3 separate regions of the Mus musculus genome follow, and all the other regions are linked to region 3. A link is a loop called in an ENCODE intact Hi-C map of the cell type or tissue named here. Cell type or tissue: left cerebral cortex. All regions are shown on one strand. Region 1 has its middle 23 kb from the start of Gm35291. Region 2 has its middle 46 kb from the start of Eya4. Region 3 overlaps Eya4 (EYA transcriptional coactivator and phosphatase 4).

Evidence for each region. Peaks named below come from ENCODE experiments on the same cell type or tissue, not always from the same donor. Only the 100,000 strongest peaks of a DNase experiment are listed, where the experiment ranks them.
Region 1: a loop joins it to region 3, with 3 times the contacts of the local background. A loop is called at or near these places in 7 of 42 quality-filtered maps.
Region 2: a loop joins it to region 3, with 4 times the contacts of the local background. A loop is called at or near these places in 16 of 42 quality-filtered maps.

What each region holds. Positions count from the first base shown.
Region 1 is chr10:23,684,117-23,692,116 of GRCm38, reverse strand. No RefSeq gene overlaps it. Among named protein-coding and RNA genes, the nearest start is that of Gm35291, 23 kb to the left of the region's middle. In left cerebral cortex, no CTCF peak of the experiment used is centred here; a DNase peak (open chromatin) is centred at 4,891; H3K4me3 peaks cover 481 bases.
Region 2 is chr10:23,391,656-23,399,655 of GRCm38, reverse strand. No RefSeq gene overlaps it. Among named protein-coding and RNA genes, the nearest start is that of Eya4, 46 kb to the right of the region's middle. In left cerebral cortex, no CTCF peak of the experiment used is centred here; a DNase peak (open chromatin) is centred at 4,914.
Region 3 is chr10:23,113,118-23,121,117 of GRCm38, reverse strand. Eya4 (EYA transcriptional coactivator and phosphatase 4) reads left to right here. Exons shown (of 19, transcript NM_001347372.1): 14 at 4,240-4,298; 15 at 4,405-4,565; 16 at 7,094-7,208. Among named protein-coding and RNA genes, the nearest start is that of Gm24655, 50 kb to the left of the region's middle. In left cerebral cortex, CTCF peaks have their summits at 4,148 (motif pointing left) and 5,657; DNase peaks (open chromatin) are centred at 412 and 4,145.

The sequences.
Region 1 (8,000 bases), 570 kb before region 3:
TTCCTTGGTGATGAACAGCAGTATGGAAGTGTAAGACAAATAAACCCTTTCCTCCCCAACTTGTTTCTTGGTCATGATGTTTGTGCAGGAATAGAAACCCTGACTAAGACACTATCACACCTTTGAACTGGGAAGCAGAAAGGCTGGGTGGGGCTAGTCTCTGGTTTTTGTAACAATCCTTTCTTGAGGACTCCAAAGAGGTCACAGAGAACTCTCCTAATTCCTTTGAAAGTCATAGCCTCATGAAAGCCTCCTACAATTCCTTAGTTCTTATAGGCACCCACAAAAATTTTTTAAAAAAATTACAAGAAGTGTTGGATATAGTGATTTTCTCATAATATGACATCTATAATAGAAGAAAAAAATGAACATTGAGGTCCGTGTGTGTTCTTGTTACTACTTATTAATATCAGTTTAGAGAAAGGCGTGCCATAAAGGATCTTTGTCTCTAATTCACATGAGACCTGCTGCTCTGTTAGAATGTATTCATATAAAATGCACTGATTAAGCAGACATTTGTGAGACCCTGGCAGTGCAGATCTAAAGTAGAGTGCTTTCTAGCATGTGTGTGAAGGCCAGAGTTCAATCCTGAGTACCAGAAAAACAAACAGAAACCATGAGGTGCATACTGTGTGCCAGGGACTACGGTCAGCAGGGACTAAAAGCAAACATATTCAGACTGTTGTCAGGAATTTCACACTGTGTTGGGAGTGAACAGTTAGAAGTCAATAAGGCCATTTATTTGTTTATACCTGCAGCGTTCTATATTTTATCTACATCTCAGTGAGAAGGGTACTAGTGCAGAGACTCAAGGGACAGTGTGGAATTGTGAACAGGTTGTGTCGCATGTAGGATGGTGTGATCAACAGTGGCTTATTTCCTCCTAATGATATTCCTTGAGGTGATATTACCTTTCTCCTTATCTCTTAGGAGCACCTAGTGGTTGACAAACTTACTCAAGGTCAGCCAGATAGCTTGGCTTCCAACTCGGGAGTCTTACTCCAAATGACGACTGTAGAGTTTTGTTTAGTCTTTATTAAGCTTCAGAAAGCTATGTTGTTCGTTCCTTAAGGAAGCAGGAAAGAGAATGCCAAAAATTATTGGCAAAGAATTTGAACTACTGAAATTGTTAAAGGTTGTTTGATACAGTGAGTAAGGTGTAAAGTACTTAGGAAACATGCCAAAACTTTGAACTTAAGCTCTAGGTACAGTAAATTAGACACACGATATTTTTATCATCTGTTGTCTTCAATAGTAATTCCTTTAATCCACTGAAGGATGGTAAATGCCTTGGAATAAATATTAGATGCTGTGGTTGCCATGGGGTGTGGTAAGAAGATACAAGGCAAATACTCACATCTTTGTAGCTTGTAAATAGTTTCTACAGTGCCTACTACACATTTCATTGGTAGAAGGTACTTTTGAATACCATCCTCTCATGTGTCATTTGGTTCTTGCTACAACTCTGGACGGGGAACCTTGCAGATACGACACATGCTTTATACTACAGACTCCACCTGCCCAGAGGCATGAGAAGAAAATTCCAAAAGCTGTGACAGTTGTCAGTTAGATCGCCAGCTCTTATCAGATAAGACAGGTTAATTGCAGTCGATAGTATTTATCTGACGTTAAGATATCAGGACTGGTCTCGGTCATCAGTGCTAAGAAAATCGATCAGTTGACAAACTGTCTGCAAATGTGAGGTGTGAGGTGCACACCATTGCTATACTGTCCGAACACCAGGAGATTTTATTTGCTAACATTATCTTCTACGTCTCCATCTCTTCAGTGTTTCTCACTGACAGTGTCAGAGTGTCTACCTCTTTCATTACTGTCTGAAGAGAACTAAGAAGCACCAAGGATGGCTGGATGTGTATAGATGCTGCTGCCAATGGTGTACTGCTGATAGTGGCCCACATTTTACCAGCAACAATAAAGGATTTCTATCTGTTACCTTGTTGCATTACGACAACCAATGAAGTATATATAGTAGCTCTTGATGGCACAGGTTAACAGGTTAATAGGGTAAGGATTGTCCTATGGCTCAAATGAACCGTTTCATGTTTTTTTGTTTTTTGTTTTTTTGTTTTTTAATTTTTTTGTCCCATAGATATTTCTGTAAAACTAGATGAGGTTTGAATCATGAGCAAAGGTTCTTCTTTAAAACCCCACAGCTTCCCACTTTTCTCCATCCAAATAAACAACCCTATCACCTTCTGGTTGCCTAAAGCTGGTTTCCTTGAATCCTTTCTTCTTCTAAGCCCCACACCAGTTCCACTAGGAAATCCTCATCTCTTCATTCCTAAACCATACTGGGACTCATCCACTTCTTCTCCTTCCAGATAATTTAGTCTAATTCATTTGGCGCTAGCAGCCTCAACATTGAGGAGCCTAGCTACTGTGTCATTACACAATGCACATGTCTAGCGATAAGAGCAGCAAGGCTCAAAAGGCTTAACATGTAGCCAGTGAAGCTGCTGATGTCTGCTAAGGGTCTTGCTCTACTGTGGTAACCATTCACGGTGAATTTCATTAAAATGTACATGAATGTACAAAACTCTTCAGTAACTAAGTAAATTATATTTTACATTGGCTTATAAAATGGAGGATTTCCATAGGGTTACCATCCCCCCTGCTTCCAGAAACACACGTGTCTTGGTTTGGGTTAACTCTCGTCCTCTACCCCTTATCTTGTACCTTTATCTCCTCTTAACTCTTAAATTTTCAGTATCACACCATTCTACTTCTGTATCATACATATTTAACTGTACTCTTTCCCTTAGGATTTCTTCACCCCTTTCTTTCTTCTTCTTAATTATTTTATTTATTTACATCCCAAATGTTGTCCCCATTCCCAGCCCCTCCCCTTTTACAGAGTTCTTCCCCCATTCCCCATCCCCTTCACCTCTGAGAGGGTGCTTCTGCTCCATCCTCACTCTGGGGCATCAGGTCTCTATAGGATTAGGCACATCCTCTCTCACTGAGGCCAGACAAGGCTACCTACATGCCAGGGCCTTGGAGGACCAGGCTATGTAAGCTCTTTGGTTGGTGGCTTAGTCTCTGGGAGCTCCTACACATTCAGATTAGTTGACACTGTTGGTCTTCATGTGGGGTTGCCATTCCCTTCAGTTCCTTCAATCTTTCCCCCAACTCTTTCATAGGGGTCCCTGGCCTCAGTCCAATGCTTGACTGTTAGTATCTGCATCTGTCTCAGTCAGCTGCTGGTAGAGCCTCTTGGCACCATTTTCTAATAGCCCCTTTCTAACTTCCTGCACTTTACAGCACTGCATGTTACCCAAGATTGTCTCAAACCTGATATGTAGCTGAGATTCCCAATCCCCAGTTTCTCAAGTGCTAGGGTTATAGGTGTGTCCGTCTAGGCCCAGTTCCACATAGTAGGCTTTAAATAAACATTTGTCTTCTGACTGAATGCTTGTGCTGCACACATGTATGATGGGATATTGTGTTGAGTAATGTTTACCTCTGTACCACCTTGTCATAACCGGTAGGAGGAGGTAGCTCCCATTCTGGTTGTTGTCAGAGAACACCTAGAAAGGAAAGAAGAAAAGGTTTCTTCTGACTTACAGACTACAGTGAAATACAGTTCACCAAAGAGGGAAAGGCATGGCGCCAAGACTCCCCCTGGCTGTGGTGATAGGGATGTGAGGTGGCTGGTCCTACTGTGTCCATAGTCCAAAACCAGAGAGACATGAATGCTGGCCCTCAGCTTACTTTCTTTTTATTCACTCTTAGATCCTAGCCCGTAGGACAGCGCTGCCCACAGTAAAGGCAAGCTTTGTCAGCTCAACCTCTCCAGAATCTTCCTCCCACAACCTAGATAAGATACACCCAGTGGTGGGTCCCAGAGTAGTTTCTCTTGATGTGTTTATGAATTCAACACCGTGGAATAGAAAGCACTGTGAGATCCTACACCTGGGAGATCATTCCATCGCAAAGTCACTAAAAGTAGAGCCCTTCAAAATTCCAGACAGCAAAGAAAGCAAGTCTGTCTTTTATAATAAATATATATATATATATATATATATATATATATATATATATATATCATCTCATATAATTGGGAAATTCTGTTAAAAATGTATTTTCTCTCAAAAAACCCCCACAAAACAACAACAAAATGCAAAAAAACCAAAACAATACAATAACCCCAAAACCCTGAATGCTCATCCGATGTTATGACAAGTATTCCATCAGACAATGACATCTGTGACAATAGTAAATGTATGTATTAATCTGAATATTAGGCAACCATCAAAAATAATTTATAGACTATAAGAGATATTAATAGCCTACAGATTATAAAATGCCTATTAAAAGAAGAGAGAGAATTTACACAAGAAAAGGGATACCAGTACTGTTCTTCCTAGGGAGCTAGACCTCTGTCTGCAGTTAACATAGCAATTAGAGATTTCCTTAGCTACCTGAGGAGCCACCATACAAAGACCAGAAACACTCAAGTAGTCCCAACTAGATGCTTAGAACTGAACTCAGCTCTCCTACAAGAACAGTGTGTGCTCTTAACCACTGAGCCATCTCTCCAGCCCCCAACAAAGCTAAATTTAATAAAAAAGAAAAAAGAAAAAAAAAAAAAGAAGAGAGAGAAAACAAGGGATCTAGCAAGCATTGATACTGGTTGAAATATTTTATCAATTTTAAACAGCGTTTTAAAAAGTGCCTTGCTGCTCGGTAAGCTGGCAGCTCTGAGTACCTGTGTGGATGTGAAAATATCACTGGTCTGTTGCTTTGCCTGGGGACTAATCAGTGGGTGATGGTTTGGGGAGAGCTTTTCCTGCCGCACACTTCCTGTGTTTCTGTCAGCTGTATCAGAAAGGAGCAGGACTCGAAGTGAAACCTGACGTTCTGATGGTGAATCTCGCAGACAGATTCTTGGCGGTGCTCTCCACTCCACTTGAGCTTCTGCTAAGCATGTGGTGAAAGAGTGTTTTCAACTGCACCAGCTGTGGCGAGGTTAATAAAACAAAAGAGGAGAAACGAAAGCTCTCCCGGCAGAAAGCTTCTGGCTCTGCCCATTTTTCTAGTTACAGGCAACATGTCAGAGAGCTGGAAAGGCTGTGTTGTTTAGGCCTTGAAGTCGTTCTTTAAACACATTGAGCTTCCGAATCAAAATTTTAAGGAGAATTAATTAAGTAGCACATCAAATGCAGCGTGCTGACCCCGGAAATGCAAAGTTCTAACTTTGCAATGGCATCTGGGAATCACAAATCTTATATTTATTCTATAGGCACCCTTGATAGTTTTTCTATAACTAGATAGAGAAGCACACTGGCTTTCAGATGGTCTGACCTGCAGACCTGTGTGAAGATGGTCTGGCTATGGTGGAGAAGTAACCTGTGCTTTCTGCCCTCTTCTATGTCCCTTTGCTCTGGCAAAGCATCACAGAATGTGGCCCCTTGCCCGTCCTGCTGCTCTGGAGGCAATTGCTCAATCATGCCTTATTCTGGGGTCAGCTGCTGACCCATGAGCCATCTAAACTGAAGGGAAGAATTAAGAAACCCTTTGGGGGCACCAATTGCAGAGGCTCTTCCTCAGAGGTTAGAGTTCAGGATACAGAAGAGGATGGTGTAAGACCCCCGAAGCTGGGCCTCCGCTCAGGGATGAGCTGGCCAACACCCCAATGACCCGGGAGAAAACCACACCTGATGCAAACTGCAAGAGGTTTTATTATCAGCTAGCTGAGGACGAACCCCTCGCACATTACACCTCACAGGGCAGGGGAGTTCGACCCCAGCGGTGACAGTAGGGGGCTTTTAACAGCTAGCTGAGGAATTGGGAGGAGTTGGGAGGAGAGTTGGGAGGAATTGGGAGGAGTTGGGAGGAGTTGGGAGGAATTGGGAGGAGTTGGGAAGAGTTGGGAGGAGTTGGGAGGAGAGTTGGCTACAGCTCTTTTCTGGCAGCGAGTGGGGCGGGGTGGGGGTGGAGTAGTGAGCTGCAGCCTCCTCTCCGGTGTCTATCTCCATGTCCTTGTAGGTCTTCCTACAGTTATCGCATCTCTGGCTGTAGCACACAGAAACAAAAAGGCTTTTTGCTGGCTATAGAGAACAAAGAGCTTCTTTCTGGCTGCATTTTTAGAGATCAGGGAAAACAATTTTGGGGAACATCCAGGGGCTTTACCTTCCAGAAAGAAACGCTCTAAGTCGGGGTCTCACAATGGCAGACCACTGACTAAATAATCTCTTGGCCACTTTCATGGGTCTTCTTTTGTAAAGCTAAGTTTCAACACTTACCATACCATAGTCATGCCGGCTCTTATCGCTTGTCATATCCTGAAAAGAAACACATTAAGAGGTACCAACACCTTGTACAGGTTTCTATCAGGAAGTGTGTGTATGCATGTGTGTGTGTGTGGTTATATGTATGTGTTTGTATGGGTGTGTACCCATATGCGTGTGGATATGTGTGCACACATATGTGCATGGAAAGTCAACATCAGGTAACTTACACTATGGCTCTCCACCTGGTTTTGAGAGATGGAGTCTGACTCTGAACCTGGAGCTCACTGCTGCAGCTAGCCTGGCTAGCCAATGCATTTCAGAGACCTATCTGTGCCTCTCAATGCTTGGGTTATGTAGGTCCTGGGATCCAAATCCAACCCTCCATGCTTCTCTGGCAGCCACTTTATGGACTGAGCCATCTCCCCAGTCCTAAGCAAATATTTTCCTGTCGCCTCTATTACTTTCTGTTCAACTAGAAGACTAATTAGTACATGTGTCATTTGGGAGGTAAGGTGTTTATATTTCTTGAGTTAAACTGGAAGCAAATGAAATTTATAAGCATCTAAAATTCTCAATAGTCTAGAGAAACTTTAGAAAGTTATTTCTCATTCCAGAAAATTTACAGTTGATCTTCATCATTCTGTCCACAGTAGTTTCTACTGAACTAGAATGGATCGTTTGGGGCACTGTTTCTGAATTGTTCAGGACTCTCAATGAGTCCATGACCAGGACCCTTCTGTTGACTTGTGAAGTCCTTTAAGGAGCTTTCTGTGTGGCTGGCCTTACTGTGTCTAAGACCTGAGCATCATGAACTTGACCATAAGCAAATGCACACAGGTCTCACACTACGGCACAACCTGATACCCCAGTGTCTTGATGTTATCACCTTCATAAGTTAGGAAATAGTTAATCACAACATGGAGGAATCTGCCCCTTTGAACTTTGCTTACAATACAGTAGTGACTATTGTTAGATTTATACACATGTGATACACTGAGAAGTCTGCTTGGGAGGCATACTATATTAGGGAGGTAAGCAGAGTAGGTGGGTAAAATTGGAGACATTTTGGTGACTGGAAAACTATGTCAGAAACTATGTTGTTGCACCAACTACACTTGATACAGTCACATAATTATCACATACCTATTTGCATATACAGATCATAACATATCCATCTGCATGTAAAGCTTATCACATACTATTTTCATACAAAGATTATCACATACCTATTTACATATAAATATTATTGCATACCTATTTACATAAAAAGTCCATCACATACCCATTTGCATATAAAGACTATCACATACCTATTTGCATGTAAAGAGTTTCACATGCCTATGTGCATATAAAGATTAATACATACCTATTTCCACATAAAGATTAATACCTATTTGCATATAAAGATTATCACATATCCATTTGCTTATAAAGAGTATGACACACCCATTTGTGTATAAGAAAGACAGATTTTCGCCATCCTTTCACTGGTACAGCTACTTAGACTGAGAAAAAAACACTCTGCTGTCTTTTCCCATCCCCACATTTTCCATGAGAATTCAACAACGTGGTCTTTATTTACTTATTTATGAGAAATTAGTGACAATTGAAAAGATTTCACTAAATGAGTTCAAGATGAGGCATCCTCAGAGACAACGTTTAAATATCATTTAAATATCATTAGCAGCAAAGCAAAACTGTATTTTAAGTGTGATTACTTTTACTGTGATTATTTTTCTCAATCTT
Region 2 (8,000 bases), 280 kb before region 3:
CAGAAATCCGCCTGCTTCTGCCTCTCGAGTGCTGGGATTAAAGGCATGCACCACCACGCCCGGCTGCAAATTGAACTTTTTTAGGACCACTGCTCGCTCTGGTCAACCCTGCTTGCTCCAGTTGGCCTGCTCACTCAGGCCCAGATTTATTTATTATTATAACTAAGTACTCTGTTTCTGTCTTCAGACGCGCCTGAAGAGGGTGTCAGGTCTCATTATGGGTGGTTGTGAGCCACTATGTGGTTGCTGGGATTTGAAATCAGGACCTTAGGAAGAGCACTCTTACCCGCTGAGCCATCTCACCAGCCCAGTGTTTGAATAGTTAATGTGTTTTTGATTCCTGTGATAAAAGCACCATTATTATATTCTAGAAGAGCTGATTATCATAAATAAATTTGGGATAGAACAACAAGGCAGAGAAGCTGACCTTCCCTACCCCAACTTCACCTTTGGCTGCCCTGAGAAGGCTGTTCAAAGCTGAATAAATTCTCTCTCCCCTCAGCCTGCCTCACTGTATTCTCCGGCATCCCCACGGGCATATTCATCATAGGCCTTGAATGTTTTGTTTATGTGTTTAATATGCGTCTCTCTGCTTTAGACCTCTTGAACGTAAAAAACACTATCATTTCATGAACAGTTGTTCCCATAGCGCCTGCCTGAAGGATGGAGAGAATGCGCATATGACTCTCCGCTGAGACCCACGTACCCATGAGAGCAGCTCCAGAAGCCCCTTCGCTGAGCTGGACCAGTGAAAAGCAACTGCGCGGTGAGAGGGGAGCTGACAGCGAATGGTAACTTCCATAATCCAGGAATACACATCCACCGTTCTGGAAGGAAACTGTCCATGAGCCACAAAGCTCTGAGGGTATAGCCCAGGTCTACAGGGGCCATTCTTGCCGGACTCCCTTTACAAGGAGGAGGTCTACAGGGGCCATTCTCGCTGGACTCCATATACAAGGAGGTTGTATAGATGGAGGATTGTTGACTAGAAGTTAGAACTTTTCTAGTAGTAGAGGGATTTAGACTTTATAAAGTTTTAAATGGGAGGAGAGGCCCTTGGTCCTGTGAAGGTTCTATGCCCCAGTATAGGGGGATGTCTGGGCCAGGAAGCAGGAGTGGGTGGGTTAGGGAGCAGGGGGAGGGGGGAGAATAGGGGATTTTTGAAGCGGAAACTAGGAAAGGAGATAGATAGCATTTGAAATGTAAATAAAGAAAATATCTAATAAAAAATAAGAAAAGAAAAAAAGTTTTAAATAATCGATGTGTGCTTTAATTCTCTTTCTTCTTGTTTTACTTATTAAACAAATCAAATTTATTAGGACATTTTTGCAGTTTGGGCATGTTTATCTTTTTTCTTATTTATTTATTTATTTATAACTCCAGATTTTATTCCCCACCCAGTTCACCCTCCGACTGTTCCACATCCCATACCTCCTCCTCATCCCCCTGTCTCCATGAGGATTCCCCCTCCCCCACACACACACACTGCACCAGACCTCTAAACTTCCTGGGGCCTCCAGTCTCTTAAGGTTTAGGTATATCTTCTCTGACTAAACCCAGACTTGGTAGTCTGGATATATGTTGGGGGCTTCATATCAGCTGGTGTATGCTGCCTGGTTGGTGTTCCAGTATCTGAGAGATCTCGGGGGTCCATGTTAATTGAGACTGCTGGTCCTCCTACAGGGTTGCTCTCCTCCTCAGCTTCTTCCAGCCTTCCCTAATTCAGCCACAGAGATCAGCAGATTCTGTCCATTAAGGTTGGGTGCAAATATCTGCATCTGACTCTTTTAGCTGCTTGTTGGGTCTTTTGGAGGGCTTAGGAATTTATTTTCAATTTTATTTTACGTGGGTTTAAATGCATGAGTCCAGGTTCTTCAGAAATCAGAAGACGGTGTCTGATCCCCTGAAACCGGAGTGACAGATGCTGTGGTGCTAGGAAGTGAACTCAGGTCCTCTGCAGGAGCAGCTGTCTCTCTCGCCAGCCCCACTTTTCTGTTATTTTTGGGCTTGGTTTTCAAGACAGGGTTTCTCTGAGTAGCCTTGACTGTCCTACAGCTAGCTTTGTGAATCAGGCAGGCCTCGAACTCACAGATCCCCCCTCTTTGTCCAGTCCCCCTTCTAAAACTTATACACACACACACACACCCATCCTGAAAGCCAAGAAAACATCTAAATGAGCCATAAACAGCACACAGATCATGCGTATGGCCTCTCACTGGTAACTTTACTCGGAGAGTCATCTATACTTTGTACTCTATACATTATACTTTAAGCATTACGAATTTATGCTCTGGCTTGCACTTGAGTGTAAAACTCCATTTGTATTTAAGTGTATATGTCTAAGACTGGATCCTGCAGGTCCTGACTAAGACCTGTTCAGACCTGGATGACGATAAGACAGTCTCACCTGTGAAAATCCAGCCTTATTACTGGGGTTTGAATCTGCATTTTCCAGCAGCTTGTTTTTCTGACCTTCAGAACTTCCTTTGAGACTCTGATAAACACAGAACTAAGCTGAGAAGAAAAGGTATTTACAACAGCCCCTCTGGATAGCTGCAAAGCTGCTCAAGTATTGTTGCAGTGACTTGGTGGGGTGGAGACTGCTGGGAAAATAACAGCACTTGGACAAAGCAGGCTGGGTTTATCTCAACTTTTTATATCCCGCTAAGACGTAGTTCACCTGTGAAGAGTGATTATTAAGTTTCTTTCAAGGTAATGGGGCTCAACACTCCTGAATGCTGCAGGTGTGAACTCCTAGGAGGCTTTTCTTTGAGGGAAAGAACGTTAATCATTATTCATGGGTGAGATAGCCTATTTATTCGAAAGAGAGAGAAAGAATTCTTGTTTTATCTTCTTAAAACACGAGACCTTCAATTTGGTAAGCCTTAACAATAAATGAAAGATTCTCTCTTAGAATTGTGTGTATGAAAGAGTTGTTTTTAATCTCACACTTATTTTAAAAATACTTGAATTTTATTGAATCACTAAAATGTCAGTAAAAATATATAGTTAGATTTGTTATTAATTAATTATTCAAAAAACTTTCCATAGACATCAGGTCATTCTCAACTTGACATTATTAGTATCTTGGAACACAGGTCCACCCCCGTCAATATAAGCAGGAAGTGGTAGCGGCATGGAATGTTGTTAAGAGTAAGCAACTCATTGGGTGGGGTCTAGTCTAGAGTTGTCTCCACATTTTAATTCCTTTGAAAATTAACTGACAAAAGGGCACTCATAAACATTACATCACTTGGCAAGCTTTTACACAATATAATTATATTATCGCATACTTTCTCCTTTTAGTTCCTTAGACATTGAAAATATGTTCAAAATATGCAAACATGTTAGGTTGCTTTTTCTGTTTTTTGTTTTGTTTTAAATTTTTATTACATTAATTGAGAGAGAGAGAGGATGTACGTGTGTAACAGTGAGCTCATGCCACAGCATATAACATTGGAGGACGATTTGTGGAAACTCTCTGCTTCCACCAAGAGAACCCCAAGGTGGAGCTCAGGTCATCAGTCTTGGTGGCAGTCACCTTTACCTCGTGAGTCTTCTTGGCAGCACCTCCTCTTTTCCTGTTTGGCATAGGATCTTTCCATAGAGGTGAGGCAGGTCTCAGTCTCATGGCAGCCCACCTACCTCAGTTTCCTTAGTGCTGGGGTTGCAGGCAGGAATCACCATACCCAGCTCATCTGTTCTCTTCCTTTGTTCCAAGCAACCCAATAAATGTAGTATCCATTCTTGAAATTTGTTGTGTAATTGCGGCACGTGAAGACCATTCACCAACAAAATAATAAAAAATTTTTATTAAATTTTTAAATTTGCCTTTTGTTGCTGTTGTGGTTGTTATCATTGCAGACAAAGAAAAAGAAAAACAACAACAACAACAACAACAACAACAACAAAAGCAGAACCTTTCCTTGCAACCTGCTTACCTTCAGAACACGTGCTGTGAAGTTAGACTAATTCTTCTCCACAGTGGGGAGAGCTACAGAACTGAAACGATTATGTCAAACAAGCAATGGTTAGGAAAGTTACAACATCGATGAGAAGAGGAACTGTGCCTGTTAACAGCAGTGACAAGGAAATGGATGCCTACCCAGCTTAGCCTAGCAGCTATTTAGGCAGCAAATGGTAAATTTGAGGTACAAATTAGTCCCATATCCAGCTCACTAGCTGAACTCTAAATAATAAACCTTCACCTTTAATTTTCAGTAAACAGAAGACAGTAAGGTACTGGTTTACAAACCTGTTAAAATTTATTCCACAACTGAAGCCTATAGGAGTTTGATATTAGAATATTTTAAAATCTTAATTAAATAAAATGAGCATACAAATTTGCTTGGAAAAAATCCCAATATAGTCAATAAGCAACTAAGAATTTAGTCAAGCCAGTGAAAATGTCAACTCTTTTCTTTGGGGGACTGGAGCATTTACCCAGCAAGACTCCAGAAGCCATACATTTCTCTTCCACTGGAAAGCCCTTTCACCATGGGCTGGTTGAGACATCAACTTACTATCTCAGGGGATAATGTGTTCCCATATTTTGTCAATCATCAGTGTGGAGAATGACAGAGAACTTGTAAGGCCCTGCCAAGCCACAGAATGGAAAGCCAAATAGAACTCATAAGTTACAAACTACTACCCAACCACTCTAGTGCATTTCTATCTGCTAAGAAAACATGTTCATCCAAGTACATAAAGCTGAAGTATCTTATCCAAAGACCAAGCTACGCCGGTCCACGGAGTCACAGACACACAGAACGCGGCTTCCAGATCCGGCCAGCTTCCACCAACTGATCTCCAGTGGCTTCTTGTTGCCCTTACTGCATTGAGGTGGCTTTGTTTTCCTAACTGTGCTGGGCGGCTGCTCTACCCTTGGCAAGATATTTACTCCCTTTCTCTAGCCCGTTCTCTTTGGCAATGAGAGCTGAGTCTATTTTTAGGTCCTGCCTATTCTCTTGACTGTCTCAGGCTAGGTCCTCAGAGAGGATTGAGAGCTTCCAAACATTCGTGAACCATTCCCGTGTCTGTCTTTCCTACTTCCTGAGATTGTACTTCTTCCATTGAACACCGAATCTCAATAGGAATGGATTCCACTGTTACATCTCTCCAAGCTCCATAGGGTCTGAGCCCAAAACAGGTCTGTTAAACACTTGGTCGGTATTTCTCTAGACTTAGGAGGGAAAGCACCCAGCAGCTTCTCCAACAACTTTCTCAAAGTGAAGTAGAAATTGCTCTCAAATGCTAGTTATAAACGTGTAATCTGAACTCCAGCCACTCCGCAGGGCTGCAGAAAAATTTATGACGTGCTAAATATTTCCTTTGTTCTTCCTAGTGGTAGCCTACTGCAGCAATTAGAGAGCAGTCCACTCCACATGCAAACGCTGCGTTTTCTGAAGAATGGCTGATAACTGCTCCACAGGCCCTCAGAACAAGATTTTCTTGTGGTGCAGGATTAAGAATTTTTAATTTCCTTTCAGAATCCTAGTTTCTGAAACATTTTTTAAACTGTTCTTCCTCCAAACCTGGTGCCTTTTCATTGCCCTTTACAAGGCAGGAGAAAGGTCAAGGTGACTTCTAGAAGCCTGGATGCCCAGGCTACAAGCACTGCCATCCATATAAAGGTCCCAAAACCATAGAAAGGTCCTTTGTGCTACTATCAAAAACACCTCTGACCTCCTCTTTCTTATTTCCATAGAAACTGACAGCTGAGTCCCATCCTTCATAAAACAGCAAGAAAATCTGCCAATATCATCCTTCTTTAGAAGCCAGACACAATTAATCAGCAGCAGGAGGCAGCATGGCTTCAATTAGCTCCATAGTACACAATAAATTCTCAGTCGTTCGCTCTGTGTGTTGTTGGTTTTAGCGCTGGGCAGTATTTTAAATGCTGTCTATGCATTCATTCTATGAGGATGTTACTATTTTATCCCCATTCAGAAATGAAGAAACTGAAGAACAGAAAATTTACATAGCTTGCCCCAGACAATTTCTACCCATTTAATAGGAGAACTGGAAATGGTTCCAAATAATGGACTACGCCTAACAGACAAAAGTGTGCCATGAACTTCCTGCATAATCCTAGCAAAGTTGCTGAGCTTCTCGGTGCCACAACCTCACCATCTATAAAATGGGATTATCATTGTACTCACATTACAGGGGTTGTGAGAAGGTTAAATGAATAATACATTAACACTTAAAACAATTCCAGGCAGATGTAACTGTTCATAATCCACACTTGGGGGTCTAGAGAGGTGCCTGGGCAGCTGAGAGGATATACTGCTCTTTCAGAGGTCCTGAGTTCAGTTTCCAGCCCCAGTTAAGGTGGCTCACAACTACCTGTATAACTCCAGATCTGGAGGCATCTGCACTTCTTGCTTTCCTGGGCACCTGCATTCATGCATGTGTTACCCTCTAAACAAGCATACATACAATGAAAATTATAAAATAAACCTAAGTAAAAATAGTTCATTCCAGTTTTCTCCCAAACAAGCCTTAACACAATTCAGGCCAAAACAGTACATCAGAAGGCTGAACAAGGCACTAATGTATTAACATAGCAGAATATCATTAGGAGTCATTTTATCACTACATCCCCCCTGTTTAGACAAGTATTATTGAGTTTTACCCTAGGTCCCTGGAATATCTAGTCTCATGTTCTTGGTTGCCCAGGCAATATTGGATGTGGGCCTTAAGTCAAACCAATTATCAATTGGTTACACCTATAAGCTTTATACCACCCTTGCCCTAGCAATATCTTGCTGGTAATACACCATTGTGGATAAAGGGTTTGAGGCAGCCTTAACGCTGTTTTCTTCAGATAGTGTGCAGAGTACCTTCTTGTACAAAGACAGTGGAACACAGAGGTAAAGGCTCTATGTAGGCATCAACGTAGCATCTCCATGTTCAAGGAGTTGTATAGAGGTTGCCAGAAGGGGATCTTCTTTAGAAAGACAGGTGTTCAGACATAATTAGTCAAGTTAGGATGAGGTCACACTGGAGCAGGATAGGTCCCTTGTTTAGTGTGAATGTAGACTGCATACTTCGGATACACAGATACATGAGGAGACTAATCTGTGATGCTGAAGGCAGAGGTTGCTATGAGGCAACAAGTAGCCAGGGAGGTCGAAGTCTTCCAGCATCAGGGATAACCCGGGAGAGAGTTCAGTATCCCCTTCTTTCTCCAGACCGTCATAAAGAACACACACTGCTAACAACTGGATCTTCTATCCCCTACTGACAGAAAACACTGCTAACAACTGGATCTTCTATCCCCCACTGACAGAAAAGCAATGATACATTTCTATTCGGTCACTTCCTTTTTGGCAATTCTGAGAGATTGTATAACTCACAGAGTATGTTTCTGTTCTTTTCCCTTATTGGCCGAGATGGAAATTCCCCAGCAAGGCATAGCAGTGAGGAAAGTAAGGGATTATGAAGGAGATAAACTCTCCTTTTGATGTTCTAATCTGCTGTGCAGTGAAGCTGTAGTGTCCCCTTCTCCCAGCATGCAGTCCCTGCTCTTAATTGTCCCATATATAAAGAACACACTTTCCATGTTCCATGGTTATTATAAAGATTTACTCTACCTATTCTCCCATACCTAGATGGAGCCTCCCTCTTCCACACTAGTTTCTCATCCCCCCACCCCTTTATGATGCTTTAAATCTTGTGTCTTGTATCAAGCCAATCAGCAGTTTCTATTTTCTGACTACTTCTGAAGACAATGTGAAGTCTTTATAACGGGAATTATAGGTACCAATTGTGGCATTTGGGCATTCAACATAAGGTGACTGACAGTCATTCCATGCTCATTGCACTTCCTATAACAACCTGACAGAGCTCATAGGCATAGAGCAGCATGCTCGTGGTTGGACTCTAGCTGGCCAAATGCTACTCCGTGGAACACAGCCACTCACTCATCAGAGAGTGTGTTCTGCTGTAAGAGCTGGCTTTTCTAATTTTGTATATAATATATTTGGTCATATTCT
Region 3 (8,000 bases):
CGCACAGGTAGATGAGCCCAGGAATACAAAAGTATATTTCCAAGTGGCATGGACAAGCAGTGGATTAATGAGATGCACACAGTAACTTTCAAGTCCCTTTGGTTACTTACCTCAATGCCTCCTGTCCTGGGTGCCTAACTTTAAACATCATATTTGTTCCAATACCCCTTTTGCCAGCCAGCTTCTTACAAAGGCTCCATAACAGGAATTGAGCTAAGCCTGCTTCTGCTGACATACAGAATTGCTCAAAACAGTCCGTATACCATTAGCTTATTGTGAGCATTGTTTCTCTTGTATATTTAATCTCTCAGGGTCTTTTGTGAGAATTCACATGTCTATTTGAAACATTAAAAACTTCAGTCCACGATACACCATGGGCACTGGCAGCTGTTCCTCTCAAACATCCTTAAAACTTGCAAATCTGAATCTGAGCACTCAACACTTCATTCCATTCCACCCACCCCCACCCCCGGCAAGAGAATGCTCTCTGTTCAAAAAAATGTTATTTCAGTTAGAATAACTTCCAGAGGAGAAAGCACCAGGGAGTTGGGGTTCACAAATGTGAGAGAAGAGTGTTCTGACTTATACCTGGAATAGATGAGGGACAACTTTGTGGTTCCCTTGTAAGACAAATTTAAAGCATTTATGATTAACACCAGAATTATTTTAAGAATTTGAGGTCTTTGCTAAGCTGTGTTCAAAACCAAAGCCCTTGAATGTTTTTGGAGCATGTGAGGTTTAGGTTAAAATGACTCCTGCATGGTTTCCACAATGAAAACTAGTTGATGAACAATTATTTATCTTTCCATATATATATAATTGAAGTTCAAGTTTCTTTCACTGGACTGTAATCCCTGGGCAACTGTCCAGAGTCAACACACAGCATTACTAAGCATAAATATAAAGAGAAGATAGATTTGGAAGACCCTCAAACCTAACTTCAAGTACAGAGTGCACGGTCCATGAGTCTGATAAGCTGTTGTCCTCTGGAGTAAAAAATGAATTTGGGGGCAAGTTATGTATAAATTAAACATGTGGGCTAATACTTGAAATGTCAGGAGAGCTTTTTAAAAAATTAGAATGGAGAAATACTGTTTTAGAAAAATAGCTTCTGGTGGTTAGAGGCGCTCACAAAAATCCCCCTCACCATTTTGGGGGTTTTATAGAATAAGCATATTATGTTAAGAGATGGAGGTTATTTACATAAGGAACGCTTTCAGAAGTTCAGCAAAGTGAGAAGCTGCAGGTACTAATTTCTCTCTAAACGCCTCCCAAGAATATCACCATGTCTGAGCTGGAAAGATGGCTTAGTGGCTAAAATCACTGGCTGCTCTTCCAGAGGACCTAGGTCCAGTTCCTAATACCCAGACGGCTGCTCACAGCTCTCTGCAACTCCAGTCCCATGGCAACCAACCCTCTTCTGGACTCAACGGGTACCAGATACATGCACAGTACACAGATATACATGAAGGCCAAACACCTATACATGTTAACACTTGTTTAAAGAATATTACCATGTCTGAAGACACTTAGGTTGTGAGAGCTCCTTAAGTGCCTCCATATTCTGGAGGAAAATGGGGTTTCCAGCTTCCATGCTAACTGCTTAGTCAGGTTAAAGCCCCGGGGTGGCAGCTTGAAACGCTTGCATCTGAAAGGCTGATTTTTGGAGGTGCAATGCCTCCTGTTTCAGGGTAGCCCTCATCCCTCTCAACTGTGGGATACCAAGATAGCTCAGGCGGCCTCATCTCCTATTCTGTTCTTTTTCTTCTTTCTCTACTGATGACACACACACTTTCCACAAGCCTCGCCATCTAGGGTATTAATTTATGTCACTATAACGTTGTGTTAGGAACTCGAAATGACTGAGAAACTCTGCCAAGTACTATCACTGCCTAGACTTCTGCAATGTGGTCAAGAAGCAAGTCTGTTGCTTTTGATTCAGGTTTTTATTTTATTGGTTTATACTCACTGAACGTGATAGAGTTACATGAGGACATTTTCTTTTTCCTTCCTTCTTCCTTCCGTCTTCCTTACTTTTTCCTTCCTTCCTTCCTTCCTTCCTTCCTTCCTTTCTTTCTTTCTTTCTTTCTTTCTTTCTTTCTTTCTTTCTTTCTTTCTTTCTTTCTTTCTCTCTTTCTTTCTCTCTTCTCTTTCTTTCTCCCTTCTTTTCTTTGTTTCATCTTCCTCTTTACAGAGCTTCTCTGTGCACCCCAGCTGTCCTGAAACTTTGTCTGTAGACCAGGCTGGCCTCCAAATCTCAGCAATCCACCTGCTTCTGCTTCCCAAGCTCTGGGATTTAAGGTGTGTACCACCACTGCCCAACTATATAAGCCCATTTCAACCAGTTATGTTGCATACTTTGAGCATATCTCCCATTGTATAAATGCCTTTCTTCTAGTTTTTAAGTTTTTTGTCCAACCTGTTTACTCCCCAAATGCCTGGGTTGATTATTTCCTGCCTCTAGAGCATGCCTTTAAAAATCCATATATCCTGGTTGTCTCTCCCACATGCACCCTCAGCTGCATCAGGTAGAATAAGTCCCCTCAGCCCTTACCTATGAACATAGGTAAAGGTTTATTTGAAAATCACTAACTGGTAATTTATGTAAACCTTAGAACTTCTAGAGTAAGTACACGCAGATTTTTGAAGTTTTTGTTTTCATTTTACATTTATGGGTGTCTTACCTGCATGTATCTATGTGTTCCCTGTGTATACAGTGCCCAGAGAAGGCATCAGCCTCATCAGGAGTGCTGGGATCTAAACCTGATTCCTCTGGAAGAACAGCAATGTTTTGCAATGCTGAGCCACCTCTCCATCCCAAATACATTTTGAAGTCACATACGAACACTTTCCTGACTGTGCTCACCGCTTAATTTGTGTCTTATTATTTATTTGGTTCACATTTGTTTTACTTACCTGTGAAAAGACGCAGTGCACATCACACACATGTGGAGGTCAGAGGACAAGCTGTGGGAGTCCTTTCTCTCCTTCCAACATGTGGGCTCCTGGGCGCAAGCTCAGGTCCTCAGGCTCGGCAGCTTGCTCTGTACCAGCTGCTGAGCCATCTCCTTGGCCTCCAAGTCTGTCCATTAAAGGTAGTCTGAGTCCATTGAAATGGGGTTAATACATCCTGAGTGGGGGCTGAAGACTCTACATTTGGTACTTGATTACAGACCCTTCCAGGTCTATTATAATACATTTGAAGTGGCCCAAAAGCTGGGAAATGTTAACACTGTCAGTAGTAAAACACTTGCATAGCATGTGCAGGCCTAGCTTCAATCCCCTGCCAATCAGCCTGTCTCTGTCTTTGTCTGTCTCTGTCTCTGTCTGTCTGTCTCTGTCCCTCCCTCTCCCTCTGTCCCTTTCTCTCCATCTCGCTTTCTCATTGACTTATTATGAATTATGATCATTTGTAACTGCTAATTGTGGACTTACTCTTCTGAGAGCTAGGCATTTTAAATCTCTTCAGCAAATTTTGCCTCAAATCACGAAATCTTTCACGGCAGCCTTGCAGATCATTTAAAGTCAGAACAAGATTTTTTGAACCTCTAAGAGCCCAATTTCTATGTGGAAGCCCCTATTTGCGTTAAGCAAATTCTAACTTGAAATCAGATCCAATGTGGGCAAACTTAACAAATTTATTTTCCTTGGAGGTTGTATTGCTTTTGGTATGTAAATCTTCAAGACTACTAATATTCATTGACATTTAAAAAACACTAAAGCCCGATGAAAGAAGGTGTCAGTCTCTATGGCCACTACCTTTGTTCTGTATCAGAAAACCAGGACTTTAAGTAAAATGACACCTTCACACCAGCAAAGAGCAGGAAGTCTTGGAAAGCTCACAAGACGCCGTGTTCTGAGGTCAGGACCCCTCCACTTCCACCAAGCGAATAATAAGAAACAGTGACCACTTCAGATGCTTGGACCCCAGGCACGGTGCAGACTTTCAGCTTAGCAAGGGCACTGGTCTCAAAGATTAGAGAGCTATTCTTATCAATGATGTTAAGATTAAACTTATTTTTCAAAGCACCCCAAGTTTTCAGACTGCTTTATGGATTTAGATCTCAAAGAGGTGGTACCATTTCCCTGCCTGCTTAAGAAAGCAGGTATCAGAGGGAAGGCAGAATGGACCCATACTGCCACCTCGTGGCCATAGCCTGATGCTGTGGGATGATGGGAAACCTGAAGGTGTTAGCCACATTTGGGTGATAGGTAATGTCTGTTGTTCCCTTTTCCCAGGAGTGTGATCAAGTTCATATAGATGATGTTTCCTCCGACGACAATGGTCAGGACTTAAGGTAAGCTGCGCTCTCAGTCTTCCGTTTCCTACAGAAATTCAGCTATGGAGTTTTGCACATGTAATTATTTCTTCTGTTTCTTTTTAATGTATTTTGGGTGTTGCAGTACCTACAGTTTTGCAACTGATGGCTTCCATGCAGCTGCAAGTAGTGCGAACCTTTGTTTGCCAACAGGTGTGAGAGGAGGAGTGGACTGGATGAGGAAGCTGGCTTTTCGTTACAGAAGAGTAAAGGAATTATATAACACCTACAAGAACAATGTTGGAGGTACGTGGGGCCGATTCCACCCAGTATCAGCACTCTGACACTCAAGCTGTAGTTTCACAGTGGAAATTAGCTACTGGAAAGAAAACCATGAAGGAAAGCCAACCATGAAGGCTCGAGTTGAAAAGCAACGAGCCTGGATTTCTGCTCTCGGGATTACTAGGGAAGCGTTCAGTGCACCCTGAAAAAGGACTTGGCCGTTTGCGGAAACCTTGTGTTTTAGGATGTTTTCTCTGTTTCGTCTGTATTACTCTGACATTATCAACAAAAAACAGACAAGTGAAGGAGGTGTTCAAGAGGTCCTTGTAAAGATAAGAGCCACAATTATTCAGTTAGTGCCAATCTCTGAGAGAATATTCATGCAGCAGTTTGTGAAAGTTCAAAATGTGCAACAGATCTATTGGATGTTTAAAAAAAAAAACCTCACAAATCGTCTGACAATGTATCTCTACATAGGACATAGTGCTCTCTGTAATCTTTGGATTTTAAAAGTTCCAATACACTGTTGGTAGTATCTAAATCACATTATACTTATAATTTTATAATAAATTATTCATATAATTTGAGGTCCTTAGCCTCAGACTGCAAGTCTAGCTGTGTTTCTAGATACAGGAAAAAAAATGGATCGTCTTTATTGTTAGAATCAGTTTTTAGGTCAACGCATTTTCAAGATTAGTTCCAGAGTCACACACACAACTCTTCCAGCAAGCTGTTTGTTTTCCTTTTAAAATGAAGCATCTTTGAGGAACAAAAACCTAAAGTAAGCCAAAAGAAAATGAATTTTCTAAATACGCATACGCATTCTATGTGTATGCTCACACGTACACCCTAGAGTAAGATAAATATAATGTCCATCCACAGCGAACCCACTGCCCCCATCTGTTTCCACCTTGAGGATGGGGTTGCGTGTCTGTTTTCCTGTGTTTGCTAACACTGAATCACATCAGATGCTCAGGGAACCCTCAGCAACTGTAAAAAACAAGGCAGAGTCACAGACTTATGAACAGTTGAAATGACAGGAAGCTTTGCAGGGAAGGCATCATTTCCACATAGATAACTGAGCCCTGCAGGCTCTACTGACACCATGTGGCTCTCGTTCCTGCTTAGCTCCTAACTCACTCTAAGGCTCTGTCCCAGACACTTTTTAAAATAATTGTAAACAGTATGTTTAAACTTTTTTAAACTAAACATCCCTCTGAGAAGTATAAAACTATTTAATTTGCATACTCCCTTTACAGAGTATTGTTTGAATCATTTATATTTTCATACCCCCTTTATAGAGTATTGTTTAAACTCTTTTAAAATTGGGGAGACTGATAACATATCATCTTCTACCTTAGAAAATTTAATCAATATGAGAGCTTATTCTCTGTCAGTTATTAGCTTCTTTTTATTGAAATGTGGAAACATAAGACTTTCTAGAAAGTAGCTTTAATTTTAAATATCTATAATTGCATATTGTTTGTCCTTGCTCCCAGTGTTTGAAATACAATTTAAGTAAGAAACCTTCCTTTTGAATGGATGTTCATGTGATCTCATTTTATCATGAAAGCAAGGTTAGATTGCATTTCTCTTTTTTCTTTTTTCATCTTCCCTTCATTTCTTCCCTCCCTCTTTCTTTCCTTTTCTTTTTTCTCCTTTTCTCTTTTCTCTCCTCCCCTCCTCTCCCTTCCCCTCCCCCTTTTCTCTTTTCTCTTTTCTCTTTTCTCTTTTCTCTTTTCTCTTTTCTCTTTTCTCTTTTCTCTTTTCTCTTTTCTCTCTTCTCTTCTCTTCTCTTCTCTTCTCTTCTTTTCTTTTCTTTTCTTTTCTTCTTGTCAGTGTCTGGAGCCTCTTGCATACCAGCCATGTGTGCTACCAATGGCAGATAGCCCAGCCTCTCTGTAAAATTTAACCTACCTATTTCTTCCCACCTCTTCTTATAGTTGGATAGAACACCTTTGGATTTTCAACATAGCTATTTAGTTCTAAAAAAAAAAAAAAACAAAAACAAAAACAAAAAAAAACAAAAACAAAAACAAAAAAAAAAAAAACAAAAAAACCATAAAGTATCATTAAACGCAGGCACCGGTTTGGCAAGCACTGCAACAGCTGTGTCGATGCTGGGGCTACTTTCCCAAAGCAGAACTATGATTCTGAAGAGACCATTCTACGTGGTGAATTTGTGTTCCTGCTGGAGGAACCCCACCGCTTCCTCTGACTGACATGCCCCAGCCTCATCAGTGGGACTCAGGCCCAGAAGCTGCCGAGCCTTTCAGCAGCTGTGTGAGATTCCAGTCTCAGACAGGGAGGAAAACTGGGGTCCCTGAGTATCTTGCCAAGAATCTGACCCCTACATATTGTCTAAAAAGAACTCAATACTGAACAAATAGTGACCAATCACTTCTGAAAGGATGAATCCATATTGATATGTCTGTACCTTTTTATGACAAAACCAAAATAAAAATTACTTATTGTAGACAGAAGGGACACCAAACTTCCTATTCCAGAGGCAGTGTTCACCTCCTGACTGCCTGTTTTTTCCGGTGTTTCAGGACTCCTTGGCCCTGCTAAGAGGGATGCATGGCTGCAGTTAAGGGCAGAGATCGAAGGCCTAACAGATTCCTGGCTAACGAATGCACTTAAGTCTTTATCAATTATTAGTACTAGGTAAGTGGGATTACAGCCTTTCTACTTGAATTATGTGGAATACCTGGGTCCAACAGCATAACAGAGAAAAACCATACCAACTGCTAGTAATTCACCACACCCGTTGATTTCTGTGTGTATGTGTGCTGCATGTATTAGTGTGTGCTATGTGTGCCTGCATGGGTACGCATGCGTGACTGCGTGGGTGGGTGCATATAAATGTGGGAAGCGATGGCTGGTGCATAAGATTAACCTTTACTTTTTATCATTTCATAGTTTTATTTCTGATTTACGTTAATCAATAAAGACACAGTTAACTAATGTGTGGGTAACACTTAGGCATAAAAAGAGATGTTATCCAGAGAGCAGATACATAAAAAGGTTGCTGGAGTGAAAGAGGAGCCCCGTATTTAGGACATGAAAGTAAATTTATCTGTCAAATCTGGCCTGTGGTCCCTTCCTGGTCACATGATCAGAAGCTTCACCAATAACAGAAAGTCCTCTTTGGGGGCTGCCCTTGACTTCCTGGCCTAACTGGGGCAGACATGAGCACTCTTTACTTCTCAGTGTCACAATATAATGTAAAGTCTGACAGACATGTAGTCTTCTGGGTTCAGCTTGGTAGTCCCTCAAATTTGGTCTACACAAAAGGGAAGGCTGCCAAGAACTCAAGAGGCAAGCCTGGGACAAAGTTGTCCATTGCAACTGTTTGAAATGTTTGGCTCAAAATAAGTTAGATTTGACTGTGTGTCTATAAAGGTTAACAATTGGGGTCGATGTGTAGAAAGCTTAGGAAGGACATGATAATGCAGG